2 separate regions of the Mus musculus genome follow, and region 1 is linked to region 2. The links are chromatin loops, found by intact Hi-C in ENCODE. Cell type or tissue: left cerebral cortex. All regions are shown on one strand. Each heading gives the region's core, and the rest is flanking DNA. Links, peaks and the distances in the headings are about the cores only.

Region 1 (8,011 bases), core at 942-5,941, 380 kb after region 2:
GAATCAAATGTATAGATTTAAGAGATACACTGAGGAGGAGATGGGTTTCTTAGAACCACTTCCCTCTTGTTAGACTTTGCTAGTGGAGTGACCACGTTTTCAGCCCCAAGGCTCAGGGCCAGGCCAGGCCAGTAAAGAAACTGACTGGATTGGTTGGAGAATTCTGCAGGCAGCTTTCCTGTCCTTCTCTATTCCCTGCTTCTCCCTTTCATCCAGTATCAGGATTTGCTGGAAAAGCAAGTGACTGATTCCCTTAGTTTCTACTGCTATGGGTTCTTGGTCTTTCCTCTTTTCTTGCAGACAAGCCCCTCAGTGAGCTCTGGGCAGTCTTTGAACATTTGAGAAGCTTAACTTTCATCTCACCAACTAGATTTTGCCTACAAGATGAGGATTTTGATCTTTAGAGTTCCTTCATGCCACCTTCGTTAGTCTCTAGTTTAAAAATATTAGTAAAACACTTTTGGATGCAGGCAGCACAGAGCCCACTGGTTCCTGATTCCATGGCTGCCTTAGGAAGCAAGGTTTTTGGAGATGGATAAAATTACCGCTGCCAGTCCAGGACTCCAGCCGTGGGGCCAGTGAACATGCTGGTCTTCTCCCCTCTTTCCCCTCCCACCTCCGAAGAAAGGGGGGGGGGGCTCCCGGACTGGTGCGAGCAGAGTGCTTGGTTTTTATTGAATACAGAAGCTACTCGAACGTCCCGTGTGCTGCGGGGCTGTCCTGCAATTCCTTTCATTCCCAAAGTGCAGGAGTCCAGCTTTGGTCCCGCCTAACTCCCTCCCATTTCTTTTCAGGGGATTTGAGGAGGGGGGGAAGGAGAGGGAAGATGAAGGGTGGCTGGTGGGCTGGGCCTGCACAGAAGTCTGGATCCTCCAGGGAGAGACTGGGCGGGTTCAAGGCTGCGGGGAGGCCTGTGATTGGGTATGACCTTCAGTCGGCTTGTCAGTTTCTCGGGCACACAGGAGGCGGGAGGAGTGGGCGGAGGAGGGGGCTGCGCGAGCCTCTTGTCCAGCCCACCCACAGCATGAAGCCTTTAGGGGTGCTCAGTGCTTTCGGCTTTTTTTCTTGAAACCCTTCATCTGCCCTCAGTCTGAAGGCAGGGTCAGGCGTAGGACGGGTCCCGGGGTCGCAGTCTCCTGCGGGCCACCCCAAAGGGAGAGGAGGGGGCGAGAGACAGGAAGGAAGCAAACCATCAAATTGGAAAAAAAAAAATTAGAGCCCTTTGACTTTTTTTTTTTTTACTCCCTTTCCCTTCCGGATGGCTGTGTAGCGAACGTAGGCGACACCTTGGAAGGGACAAAGTTGGTCTGCAGTGGCAATTTCGTGGGTTCACAGTCGTGAGCGTGGGGCTTGGAGATGGAGCCCTGGTCCAGGTGGAAAACGAAACGGTGGATCTGGGATCTCACCATCTCAACCCTCGCCTTGACTTTTCTCTTCCAAGCTAGAGAGGTCAGAGGAGGTAAGGAGGAAAAAAAAAAGTTTGGGGAGGTGGGACATTGCCACCCGGCTTTCTTCTTTTTTGTGTGTGCTCTTCTCCCTTGTCGTCTCCCCACTTCTTTTAAATAAAATCCAGATTGTAGTTGCTACCGGGTTAAGTGTGGAAACTGGAGAGACAGGGAGATGGATGTAGGCGGGACAGTAATGGGCTAGGAGGTAGGTGGCAGGATTAAAAGATCTGTCAGGCACCGGGCAGGCTGAGAAAGCCCATCATCCCTTCTCATTTTCTTTGCAAAAAGAAAAAAAAAATTACCTTGAACAGGAAGGCAGTGGTACAAAGCTTTTGTTTCAAGAACAGTCTTTACTCAGAGTCCTCGGTCCTTTGAACCAATCTTTGGGTTTCTTCGGGTTCTAAAGGAGATATCTTTTGAAGGGTGACCTGAGGAGAAAATACTGAGAAAGAGTATAAAGTGAACTGTGATAAACTTCTTTGTCTGCAAGGAAGTGAAAAACGGGCTGTTTTTACTTTGGAGGATATAAGAGAAACCAGCGGGGATGAAGCTAGAAGATTGAGAGCACTTTGTGTGTGGCATTTTGAAATGTTCTCAGAGGAACACATTTCCCAGACGATAAAGTGGAGTTCAGGAGTGCTCGGGGCAGAAGGGGGGGGGGCAGTTTCTCCTGATGATTACCCCCCTCCTCTCCGTGACACCCTCATCCTCGCTCATCCCTTGTCCCCTCCAAACAGCTTATTCTTGCAGGTTGGACCTACAACTCTCTTGGAGGGCGAGGAAAGTCTCCAAGCAAATGGGGTGGTGGGCAGACGACTAGGGATAGGGAGGAAGAGGAGGGGGCCTGGGATAGGAGGGGGAAGGTAAGGAAAAGTTCCTACGTGGCACTACCAAATATTGAATGGCCAGACCTGTGTAGCTGACTGTAGCCCTGTCAGTACCGGAGGAGGGAGAGCGACTTCACTCCTCCCTCCGCTTGCCTCCTCCCTCCCCCGCCCCCGCCCTTTCCCGAAAAGGCATCTGGCTGCAGCGGTCCCTTAGGTGCTGTAGACTCGGCTGGCAGGAGAAAGCCCTTTGAGTTGGTGAGCCTGAGCAATTCACAGTAGAAAACAAGCTTTGTCAGGACTGCAGAGAGAAGCGGGGAATAGAGAGGAGAGGAGAGAATGGGGTTGGAAATGCCAACCCAACTCTGAAAGCACAGGTTTCGTAGAAACCTGAGCCTGGCCTTTGGTCTTGTTGCACATATCTGAGCGTTCCCTAAATTGAGTTAGCACTTCAGGGGGGCAGCCCTAGGGTCTGATTCTTAGGGGCTTCACACTCGCCAGGAACAGGCGGCTTCTCATTCATTCTGTGATGAGCTCTGGTGACCCTAGGCCACAGTGGGGCTCAATTCGATTTTTTTTTTTTTTTGCAATGATTGAGGCTACTTACGTTGATTCGTTTCAATGATAAATATAAGCATCTTTGAAAGTAGACTACCTCAAAAATTGGCAGTTTACTTTTTGGTATTCTGTCCTCTTTTGGGTTGGGCAGTTTGGGCAGCAGTTCTGCCCTCTGCTGGTTTTCTTCAGCAAGGGAAAGTCTATTACTTAGTGATACTGAAAAAAATGTTACTTGCCTAAGGAAGAATAGATTGCTGTCTCCCCAGCTTGTCCACATACACATGTAGACGTGAATATCCTAGTGACAGTCATTTAGAAGCACAGAATCTGAGACATTCTGCAGTGATCACCCTACACAGGTGACCTGAATGCCTTTTCTGCCTTGAGATATTTTTTTTGCTTTTCCACACTGGGATTTCAAGTCAATCAGATTTCCATGGTTTTAGGCTCTAATTTTCTATGTGAAATCTTAACAACACATCCGAAACACTTTCAGCAAATATCTCAGTACTACATCACATCCATTGCACAAAATTATGTTTCCTATTGTATAAAACTAAAGAGCATGTGAAAAGGTGAAGCACCAGATCATGCTATTTCTAATGAAATATTTTGAAAATAGTGTAAGTCATTAAATAACTTCATGGCAAGATTTGGGTGCTTATTTTAATGAAGTTGGCAGGTACTCACTACATAGTGGAAAACTACTGTTTTATTAATTCAATCTTGTAGACCTTCATTCTTTAAACCTATTAAAATTCATAAAAGAAATAATAGTAAATAAATACTTAAAAAAGAAACACCCTCTCAACTCCCCAGTCACCACAGAAGGAGAAACTAACTTTGTCTCTAGCATTTAGGAATGTAGCTAAAGGGCTGAGTAAAATTAACATGGCTTTCTAAAGCAGGTATCTTATTCTAGTATTATACTGACTTAATAGATTTCCCAAAGATGTGTACGTATGCTTCAGTGACTTAAACAAAAGAACATTTAAAATGGGCTGGTTTTCATATAAAATTAAAACACTATTATAAACTTTGTAGAATGTTTCATAATGTTTTCATAATAAAATTAGACTCTAAAAACAATATATACAAGAAGTTTTTGTGGAGTTTTTTTTGAAGAGAATGGATTAATGAAGTTGACTGTTGACTTCACATATTATTTGACTTTGAGAATCTAAAGTAACTTGAAAGTCTCCAACACACAGTCTCTACTATGATTTCACATACAATCACACACACACACACACACACACACACACACACACACGGCGGGAGGGGGGCAGGGGAGGGAGGAATGGAGGGGGAGTGGGAGAGAGAGAGAGAGAGGCTGAGAAATGCTGTTATTTAATGAGTATTCATTGACATTAATTTCTGTTTTATGTTTGATATATTTGCCTATGCTTCACCTCAGGAATTCAGGGATTAAGTGTGTGCATAATTAGTTCAGAACTTACTATAAACAGGGCCTGGGATGTATGTGAAATTTACAGTGACTGAGTTATGCCTGTGTTCAAATACATATTTTATTGTGTGAGTTTGAAATCACACAGTACCTGGCTAAAGCTTAATACAGTGACCAATCATACCTAGTTGAACTAAAAAACCCAGTCCTAATGGCCTTCTACCTTTACCCGTTAAGCCAAGTGTGTCTTGTAAACAGTTGATAAGTTCTAAGAGGGATTTTAATGGCTTGCCAGCCCTGAGCAGCCAGTGCCTCAGAAGTGCTGTTTAGAGTGCCCGGGATCAGCAGGTGAAATGGTGCTGGCTTCCTGAGTGTGCTAATTCAACCTGTGAGAACTCAGGCTTGTCTCTGCAGTTCTTTAATTAGAATAATTAAAACAGCAGGCATGCTCTTGCTAATAAGTGTAGTACTTGGTAGGATAATTAATATTGTGTCTTTTAATAAAATGTAAGAGCTCATGGGTAGAACCTTTTTTTTTTTTGCATAGATTATATATCAAAGATCAGTTAGGATGCTGTGTATTCATTTAGTTAACAAGGATTCTTTCATCTACTGCCCATTTGGTTTAGTATCATAATGTGTAATTTACAACAGTTTGAAACAAGATTAAGTAGAAATGAGAAATATATGTAAAAAGGCAGCATGACTGTTTACTGTTTAATTTTTTTGATTCCTTATTATCCTGAACTTGTGACTAAAATAAAGGGGGCAACACTGTTTAAATTATTCTTAAAACACAACAAGGTAAACACCGCTGAGTTTTGTATTGGGCGGGTGGAATTTATTTTCTAATATCTTTTCCTGAGACAGATTTTACTCATGTTATTTTTTTTAAGACTCTAGTTTGTTTATCATGGTTTATTAAAAAAAGAAATTCAAGAGTATTTTTTCACAGGCTGACTTATTTAAAGGAGTAAAAAGTGCTTAGATAAAATCTCTCTCCTGAGAGTTCTAGGGCTCGAATTTGCAGTAAATGCTAATCAGTCGTCCTTTTGCATTTTACTCAAGAGGAAATGGAGGCACAAAACAGAGCTTTTCAAATAATCCTTCTCATAAGGAACATTAAATATTGTAAAAGATTTTCTGAGTGTGTAAGATGAAACTGTATAATATTGATACACATTTTCTTTCATATACATCTCAGACTTGGGGCCATGGCCAAGTTAATGTGATGTGCTGGGGTTTTGATTAGCAAGATATAAGATATATACTTGATATGATAGTATTAGAAAATCAGGTGGAATGCATGCAATTCACTTTCCTAAGTTTGGAGAAAGTCAATGTCTCATTATTTGATCATTCACATATTTCTAGTGCATCCAGGGAAGTGAATTGAACATCAGATTATCAGCAATGGAGTAAAAAGGGTAGCTATTTCTAAAAAATTTTTGTGTACATTTATTGCTGGTTGAAGACATAGTGTTTAGCAATAGTAATAAAAGTAATAGTAATAGAAAACACAATTTCAATTTCAAACACAATACATGTATATATTACTACACATACTTACACACATATACTCATATATATGTGTGTGTAATATATATGTAATATATATGAGAATATGTCATTTCTGCTTTTTTCCTACCAATTCTAATCATATGAAAAATATCATATTCATTATAAGACTTTTATTTATGTGTCAGAATAATGATGTTGCACTTTCATACATGTTAAACATTTTCTAAATATATAGTTGACTTTGGAAAAAAATGAGAGAATATGGTAGCTAAGATTCAAATAAAAGTCTTTATTCTGCGTTGCTAAAATATTTGAAATTACAGAAACAGCCGTTACATTGGAAATAACTGTGTAGCTAATTAAGGAAGGACTCTGTCTGAATGGCTGGCCATGATGTCTGCTCTACTGTGCACTTCTGGTATCATACGAGTAATTGTTAGCAAGTAAGAAAAGAATATATTTTTTTACTGCAACATTAATTTCAAGAAATAGTATCTTTATGTCTTCTGAATGGAGGGTCGTCCCTTTTTTTCAGAAATCAATGTTCCTAGGAACCTAAGGCAGTTACGATGCGATGGTCATCAGGAGTTCTTGTAATATTATTTAACAGTACTTAGGTATATGAGGGTTGTCCTAATGCGTCTTATTCTTAACTCTAAATAATTTTGAATGATTTATTTTTAGGTAATTCAAAGGCAGAATTTTACTGTCTCAAAAGCACACTTTCTCCTATCAGTCATTTGTGGAGAAGTAATTAAGAGTGGTTGATGTAACCACTAAGAATTCACGCTCTGCATTTCTGCCTTTACTTTCCTCATTTAACACTGAGGAAATGTGACCTAGGCTAAAGTGGAAAGAGGCAACTTCCTCCCTCCCTCTCTGTTTTCCTCCCTCCTTCCTTCCTTCTCCTGCCTTGCTTGCTTGCTTGCTTTGTTTTACTATTATTTTCAAATTATAGTAGTTTTATTTTCTAGTAAAGAGAGAGACACATACACAGATGTTTTAACTGTCACAACCTTCCTTAAGTTCTCTTACTTCAGTCTATTTAAGTGATATTCTGGGCCATTTCCTGTATCCTCCCTAAACTGGAACTTTTAATTTTACTTGCAATTTAATAAAAAAATGTATGGCTTTTCTTTTAATTTAAAATTATGTCTATATTATTAGAATGCATCTAGTACATTCACTTCTCCTTTCACAAAAGTAATATAGTTTGATTTGTTGGGGTAAGAGGTTTCTTTTTAAAACATATTCTCTAATTTTCAGTTGTGTCAGGATAACATGAATAGTGCTTAGCTTGCTGAGAAGATGAAACGACAATTCTAAAGTGATTTAGAGAGTAATATCTATCGATCAGTTGCAGTCTCTGGCTTACTACTGACTTGGCTAATGGTTCTTTGGACATTGGCTGATCACCAGGCCTACTGTTATCTGGTAAAACAAACTCATTGCTTGCTGCTGTGGAATTAGAGACAGTGCTATTAGTTTAGCAGAAAGAACTCAGAGAAAAGAAAGGTTATCCGATTTCAGAGTAAGAGAGCAGCTTAAATACAGCTTGACAAATGAGAACTAAACAAACCTGTGTAAAAGTGCCCTAGCGCGATCTACTTATGCAATCCCCTCAAACCCCACTCTTTTCTTTTCTCCCCCCAACCCCCTTAAAAAGCATTTCTTTCTTATTTTAACCAAATTTAATTGCTCTTGAATGGCCCGGGACTGTTCAGCACATGAAGGTCCCTATTCACAGAATCTGAGCTCATAGAATATCAGTAGAGGCTTCCTTCCTCTGTCTCACTGGTAAACTGACATCCGGGCTTCGGAGAGCGAACCCTAGACGCCATGGCATGTGCTGGTTGGCTTTGCTTCTCACTGTGATTTCACATACAACTTCCTGAAAGAGTGACTGCCAAAAAGAGCCCTAGTTGCAGTCTTGGACAAGGCTCTTAGGAACTCTCCTGCATTTTCATACCTGGTGGTTTTAGCCTCTGCAGGAAAACAATAGAACTGGTGTTTGTCATGTCTCCTTAGACTAGAGTCTAACAGATCAGCACAGCCTACTGCCTGCTGTCGTGGTTCCTTTGAAATGTCGATGGTGATTTATTTTCATTGAGAATTAAAGTTACTGTTGAAATGATTTAGTGTATTGAGAAACTGTGTGTCCAGACTATGAGAGATCTTTTCTCATGCTTCCAGTCACACTGTTGTTGACCCTGCATTTGTGACATGGTAAAGGCTCTTGTCTTTATTCTCCA
Region 2 (8,011 bases), core at 1,745-6,744:
CGGCAAACTGAGATGCCTGATTACTGTCAACACTGGGGCATTTCCTCTGGATGAATAACATTCTTACAAAATTCCAAGCCCAGGGTCAGCTCAAGGACTGCTTAGGACATTGGTGAAAGCCAGACCGTAGACTTCAACCTGATTTAGGTATTAGTAAAATCATTTCTTGGAATCACCTATAATAAAACAATGCTGAAAGAAAGCGTACAGATTCGTATACCTACTAATGCAGGGACAGGTTTGGAGCGTTCCTGCCAAGGTTCCAGGAGAGTTTGTTTCCATGAAACTCTTTGCCTCTGGACTGCATCCAAGCCTTTAGGTCTGTCACACAGTTTTCACTGGAGTGGGTGTGGGACCCATGTAATAAAATTGGAGAGATCCTACACTAACAAGTTAACAGCACACTTGAAAGCCCTAGAACAACAACAACAACAAGAAAGCAAACACACCCAAGAGGAGTAGAAATAACCAAACTCAGAGCTGAAAGCAACCTAATAGATACAAAGAGTCAACAAAACCAGGAGCTGTTTTTTTTTTTTTTAATAGAAAATCAACAAGATAGAAATACCCTTAGCCAGACTAATCAGAGGGCATGGAGACAGTATCCAAATTAACAAAATTAGAAATGAAATGGGAGGCATAACAACAGAAACTGAGGAAATTCAAAAAATCTTCAGATCCTACAACAAAAGCTATAATCAACAAAACAAAACTGAAAACCTGGATGAAACAAACAATTTTCTAGACAGATACCATGTACAAAAGTTAAACCAAGAGCAGATAAACATCTAAATAGGCCCATATCCCCTAAGGAAATACAAGTAGTCATAAAAAACCTCCCAATCAAAAAAAAACAAAACAAAACAAAAAAAAAAAACAAAAAAAAAAAACAAAACAAAACAAAACCAAGGCCAGATGGATTTAGTGCAGAATTCTACCAGATCTTCAAAGAAGAGCTAATACTAACACTCATCAAACTATTCCATAAAATAGAAACACAAGGAACACTACCTACCTCACTCTATGATGCTACAATTACTCTGATACCTAAACCATACAGAGACCCAGCAAAGAAAGAGTACTTCAAGCCATTTCTCTTCTGAAAATCAATGCAAAAATACTCAATAAAGTTTTAGCAAACCGAATCCAAGAACACATCAAAACAATTATTCACCATGATCAAGTAAGCTTCACCCCAAGGATGCAAACTTGGTTCAATATAGGAAAATCCATTAACATAGTCCACTATATAAACAAACTCAAAGAAAAAAATCACATGATCATCTCTTTAGATGCTGGAAAAGCATTTCACAAAAATACAATACCCCTTCATGTTAAAAGTATTGGAGAGATCAGAAATTCAAGGCCCATACTTAAACATCATAAAAGCAATATATAGCAAACCAACAGCCAATATCAAATTAAATGGAGAGATACTTGAAGCACTCCCACTAAAATCCAGGACAAGACAAGAATTGTTACTCTCTTCTTATCTATTCAAGGTAGCACAGGAAGTTCTAGCCAGAGCAGTAAGACAACAAAAAGAGATCAAGGGGATACAAATTGGCAAAGAAGAAGTCAAAGTTTATTGCTCTTAAGTGGCCTTTATCCGTCTGTTTGTCCCTAATGTTGGCAAGCCTGGTAGTCCTTGATGGGAGCAGCCCTCTGGGGCTTCAAGGTAGCATTTGTGCTCCCTAAAATCAGCAGGCCTTTGGGATTGCAGATAGAGCTTATTGTCCCTGATGGCAGTGGGCTTTCAGGGATGCAGGCAGAGCTGCCAGACCCTGATGGTCCCAGGCTGCTGGTTGTCCTGGGGAGTTGCAGGGGGTGGGGTAGGCCTCCAGGAATGTGGGTAGAATTGGTGGTCCCTGATGGTTACAGGCCTCTGTTCTGGGCAGCAGCAGGTCTCCAGGGATGCATGTGGACTTGTGGAATGGGAAATGAAGTGCAGAGGGGGCAGGTTGGAGCTTGCTGGGAGGTTTGCCAAGATGGGCAGGCAGGCAGGGAATTGGGGTAAGGCTCTCAGCAGGTCTCTGGGTAGTTAAAGGCATGGACTGGAAGATGGAGCACAGAGGGCATGGGGCAGATCTCAAGGCTTCTGGGGACTGACTGAATAATATTTCACATACAGCATTCTTTTTTTTCTCCTCAAAATTTGTTTCCTTCCTGAGATTTTCCTCCATCTTCCAGGTTTTTCTTCCATGTTAATATTCTCATCCGTTTTGCTGATTTTTTATGTATCTGGATAACTTTCCTCTTGAGGGCCTAGTTTGAATTCTGCTTGTTTTGTTTTCCTTCAATCGTTAATCATTTTACTATTAGTTTTTTTTTTAAATCTTTTTTTATTGGATATTTTTTTTATTTACATTTCAAATGTTTTTCCCTTTCCCAAACCACCCCTGGAAATCCCCTATCCTGTCCATCCTCCCCTGCTTCTGTGAGGGTGTTCCACATTCACCCACTTCTGCCTCTGCACCCTCGAATTCCCCTACACTGGGGTATCCCAATGCCTCAGGGGACAAAAGGTCTTTTCTCCCATTGATGCCCAACAAGGCCATCCTCTGCTACCTATGCAGCTGGGGCCATGGGTCCTTCATGTGTACTCCTTGGTTGGTGGTTTAGTCCCTGGAATCTCTGGGGTGTCTGGTTGGTTGATATTATTGTTCTTTCTATGGAGTTGCAAACCCCTTCAGCTCCTTCGGTCCTTTCTCTAACTCCTCCACTGGGACCCCATGAGCAGCTCAATGGTTGGCTACAAGCATCTACCTCTGTATTTGTCAGGCTCTGGCAAAGACTCTCAGGAGACAGCTATATCAGGCTCCTGTCAGCATGCACTTCTTGGCATCAACAATAGTGTCTGGGTTTGGTGACTGTATATGGGATGGATCCCCAGGCGGGGCAGTCTCTGGATGGCTGTTGCTTCAGTCCCTACTCCAAATTTTGTCTCCATATTTGCTCCAATGAGTATTTTGTACCCCTTTCTAATAAGGACTGTATGTAGCACACACACTTTGGTCTTCCTTCTTTGAGCTTCACTTTGAGTTTCATGTGTTTTGCAAATTGTATCTTGGATATTCTAAGTTTCTGGGATAATATCCACTTATCAGTGAGTGCATACCATGTGTCTTCTTTTGTGACTGGGTTACCTCACTCAGGATGATATTATCTAGTTCCATCCGCTGGCCTAAGATTTTCATGAAGTCATTGTTTTTAATAGCTGAGTTAATAGCTCTATTGTGTAAATGTACCATATTTTCTGTATCCATTCCTCTGTTGAGGGACATCTGGGATCTTTCCAACTTCTGGCTTTATAAATAAGGCTGCTATGAACATTGTGGAGCATGTGTCCTTGTTATATGTTGGAGCATTTTTGGGTATATGCCCAGGAATGGTATAGATGGGTCCTCAGGTAATACTATGTCCAGTTCTCTGAGGAACTGCCAAACTGATTTCCACAGTGGTTGTACCAGCTTAAAATCCCACTAGCAATGGAGGAGTGTTCCTCTTTCTCCACATCTTCACCAGCATCTGCTGTCATCTGAGTTTTTTGATTTAAGCCATTCTGACTGGTGTGAGATGGTGGTTAAATCCATAGTCTGTGTGTGCACTTCTTTGGCACTAGATGGCAATCTTGTCTAGGCAACAAAATCGCCGGCTTTAAACTTTCATAAATTAAGCATGGCTTCCATTAGGGATAAATGTTGAATATGTGGTTTTTGACTGTTAAAATTACAGAAAGGGGACACTTTAATTGTGCAACGGCAATTGCTTATGATCTATTCTTTATCATTCCACTTTGTCCTGCATCTTACAGACAAGCTCTTCTTTTTGCATAGTTGTATTTTTATCATCTTCTTTAACCTCTTGTTGCTATATTAACACATATCTTTTACAAAACAAAAATATTTTGAAAGAACATTTAACATTTCTGGATCCTGTCAAACTAAGAATCTTTATTAATTGTCCAAAATACATTTTGTTTTGACTGACACATGAACTACATTACATTATAGTATGTGTCTAATCTCATATATAATATAATATTTAAAATCAGTTTATATATCAAGTATAGAGAACCGAAAATGGTTTGGCAAACTAAGTTTATCAAATGCATTAGAACTGTGGACATATAAAAATAAACAATAATATTGTAAGACAGAAGTAATAGATTTAATCACAGTAATATTTAGAATTATTATATTCACATTACTTTTTGAATTATCTTTTGAATCATATGGACTTAAAAAACTAACTTTAAACATACTTTTAGTTACTGGATATGACATATTATGAGCTAAAATAAATTGTTTTCCTTCTGTCTTAGTTCATTCTGGGTGTTATAGAAAAACACCATGTGCGAAATATCTTATAAATGAAAGGCATTTAATTTTCACTGTTCTTGAGTCTGAGAAATCTAATATCAAGGCACCAGTTATCCCAAGTGTCTTGTAAAGCACTCTTTACTGTTGTATACATGGTGTTTTCTCACCATGAGGCAGAAAGACAGAGAAGATTTCTGGGACCTGGGCGACTGAATAGGCTGTTTCAATGACATCACCTTGGAACTTAAAGTTGTATCATGTTAATTAGTGGGTTGCAGAAACATTGAAATTACAGTGCCTCTTCTTAGACAGAAGTATAATTATTGCATAATTCTATACAGAATCTTTAAATGCAGAGGATGTAAAATTTTCAATTATTTCTATTGATTTTTTTCTTCATGTTTTCCTAGAAATAGCTAGAATATTGTCATTACCAATGTTGATGAAGAATTCAAACATATGGACAAACTGTCTCAAGTTAAAAGATTAGATTGGAAGAAAACACTCATTGGCAGGGATTTTTTTGGGAAAGCTTATAGTATGAATTTGAAATGTCCCACTTACTTGTACTTCTTCTCTATTACTCTGCCATAGCCTATTTCCATATTGCCTTTCATATTGCCAGGGTTCACAAAGTTGTCTTATATCCAACTTGAGGCTTTGGGAGATGAGCAGTCATAGTGAGAGGGAGTCATCCAAATTCACTTTCCAGCTACAGTTCTAGCCCACAAATACCCAATACTAAGTCATCCTAAGTACTGAAGGCTTAAAAATAATTACTAGTTGAAAATATATTTTATTATTCTCCTGAAAGCAATTTGTACCCACTGTTGAAACTCTACTCCCCAACAAATGGAAGAAATACATATTAAACTTTACCAATATTGATAGTGCTCTTAACAATGTAATATTATCCCTTCTACCCTGTTACCCATATTATTTGGATATATTAGTAAAACTTGAATATTACCATTCATCCTGTTTTTGAACTTTTAGCACTATTCATGGGACATCCTTTTATATGATTTTGCTCCTCACCTTGTGAGTTCTGATACACTATTTGTTACTCACTAGAATGAGCATTGGTAACATTTTTAGAAAACTAGAAGAAAATTCTTGTCTTAGAATTCTTCCCTCTAGACATGTTATAGCCACTGTTCTCATTAACTCCCAGTAACTGATTAGTTAAAGAAGACAATAGATAAGATGGGGCCCATTGAGGGACCTTAAATGAAATGCCCGACTGTAGGGAGATGAAACTATTAGAGCCCACCTCCAGCAGGAAAACAGGACATCAAGTGAGGGATGGGGTTGCCATCCCAGAGTCACAACTCTGACCCATAATTCTTCCTGTCTGAAAGAACTACAGGGATGGAAATAGAGAGGACCCTGAGGAAAAGAAGGTCCAGCAACAGGCCCAAAGTGGGATCCAGCTCAAGGGGAAGTCCCAAGGCCTGACACTATTACTGAGGCTGTGGAGTGCTCACAAAAAGGGACCCATCATGACAGCCCTCCAAACGACCCAACAAGCAGCTGAAAGAGTTAGATGCAGATATTTACACCCAACGAATGGACAGAAGCAGCTGACCCCTGATGTTGAATTAGGGAAGACTGAAAGAAGCTGAGGAGAAGGGAGGCCCTATAGAAGAACCAGCAGTCTCAATTAATCTCGATCCCCGAGATCTTTCAAACACTGGACCACCAAACAGACATCATACCCCAGCTGATATGAGACCCCCTCTCCCTCCAACACACATACAGTAGAGGAATTCTGGGTCTGTGTTCACTCAGAGATGATGCACCTAACCCTCAAGAGACTGGAGGCCCCAGGAACTTTAGAGGTCAGGTGGGATGGGGGTGGGTGGGAGCATCCACATGGAGACGGGGTTGGATGGGGTGGAGGTGTGGGACCTGGAGCAGTTCGAGGGTGTATTTGGGGGGGGGGGGAATGGAATATGGAGGGTAAAAAATCAATTAAACGTAAAATTAAATTAAAATAAAGAAAAAAGATCGGGCCCATCAACATTCTGTCAAGGATTGGGAGACAGCTCTGAATCCTGCCCCTCCCCAACTTATAGGAAACTAGGAGTTTTTAACTTCCTCTAGGAGAGAGGCGCTCACAGTTCTCTGCTCCTCCATGAGCATGTACAGGCAACCAACAGTTGCTGGGAGGCAGAGAGTCATTTCCTCTTAAATAGTGTAGTCACTGAAGGTGTCCATCATCCTGTAAATAATGCAATTCATTTGTTCACTGTGGTGGTTTGTAAATTCTCCGCCCAGGGAGTGGAACTGTTAGAGAGTGTGGCATTGTTTGAGTAGGTGTGGCCTTATTGAAATAGGTGTGTCACTGTGGGTATGGGCTAACTGACCCTCGTCCTAGCTGCCTAGAAGCCAGTATTCTGCTAGCAGTCTTCAGATGAAGACATAAAACTCTCAGCTCCATCTGCACCATGCCTGCCTGGATGCTGTCATTTTCCTGCCTTGAGGATAATGGGCTGAACCTCTGAAACTGTAAGCCAGGCCTAGTTAAATGTTGCCCTTTATAAGACATGCCTTGGTCACCGTGTCTGTTCACAGCAGTAAAACCCTAACTAAGATATTCACCAATACCTAAATGGAATGCTTTATTCCTTTTTCTCTTCCTTTCTTTCTTCCTTTTTTTCTGTCTCTTTCTTTCTTTTCTTCCTTTCTTTCATTCTTTTTGCTTTTTCCTTTTATTTCTCTTCCATTAATTTATTAATTTATTTACTTTATGTCCCAGTTGCAGCACCCCAGTCTTCCTCTCCTCCCACTCCCACCCTTACAAATCCCTCCCGCCATTATTCCCTTCCCTTTTTGGAGAAGAGACGCCTCTCTTAGGCACCACCCTGCTCTGGGACATCAAGTCACAGCAGGAATAAGCGCATCCTCACCCACCAGGCCGTCCAGTTAATGGAAGGGGATCCAATGGCAGGCAGGAGGCAGAGAGAGTCTCCTCTCCATTTGTTACAGGACCAACAAGAAGACTAAGCTGCATATCTGCTACAAATGTGTATGGGGCCTAGGTCCAGGCCTTGCATGTTTTTGGTTGGTGGTCCAGTCTAGGTGAGCACCCATGGGCCCAGATTATTTGACTCTGTCGGTCTTCCTGTGGTGTCCTGGGTGTCTCCAGGTAGCTCAGTCCTATCCTCAACTCTTGCACAAGACTCCTGAGCTTGAGACAAAAGGATGGACCATGTAGAGACTGCCATATCCAGGGATCCATCCCATAATCAGCCTCCAAACGCTGACACCATTGCATACACTAGCAAGATTTTGCTGAAACGACCCTGATATAGCTGTCTCTTGTGAGATTATGCCGGGGCCTAGCAAACACAGAAGTGGATGCTCACAGTCAGCTATTGGATGGAGGAGCTAAAGAAAGTACCCAAGGAGCTGAAGGGGTCTGCAACCCTATAGGTTGAACAACAATATGAACTAACCAGTATCCCAGAGCTCGTGTCTCTAGCTGCATATGTATCAGAAGATGGCCTAGTCGGCCATCACTGGAAAGAGAGGCCCATTGGACTTGCAAACTTTATATGCCCTAGTACAGGGGAACGCTAGGGCCAAAAAGTGGGTATGGGTGGGTAGGGGAGTGGGTGGGAGGGTATGGGGGACTTTTGGGATAGCATTGGAAATGTATATGAGGAAAATACCTAATAAAAATA

What was found. A loop is a pair of places that touch in the nucleus more often than their neighbours do. Peaks named below come from ENCODE experiments on the same cell type or tissue, not always from the same donor. Only the 100,000 strongest peaks of a DNase experiment are listed, where the experiment ranks them.
Region 1: a loop joins it to region 2, with 4 times the contacts of the local background. A loop is called at or near these places in 14 of 42 quality-filtered maps.

What each region holds. Positions count from the first base shown.
Region 1 is chr3:114,029,545-114,037,555 of GRCm38, forward strand. Col11a1 (collagen, type XI, alpha 1) reads left to right here and starts at 996. Exons shown (of 67, transcript NM_007729.3): 1 at 996-1,459. The coding sequence starts at 1,357. In left cerebral cortex, for the core only: a CTCF peak has its summit at 3,001 (motif pointing left); DNase peaks (open chromatin) are centred at 1,304, 1,677, 1,937, 2,549 and 1 more place; H3K4me3 peaks cover 2,105 bases; H3K27ac peaks cover 233 bases.
Region 2 is chr3:113,647,949-113,655,959 of GRCm38, forward strand. No RefSeq gene overlaps it. Among named protein-coding and RNA genes, the nearest start is that of Rnpc3, 22 kb to the left of the region's middle. In left cerebral cortex, for the core only: a CTCF peak has its summit at 3,626 (motif pointing right); a DNase peak (open chromatin) is centred at 3,617.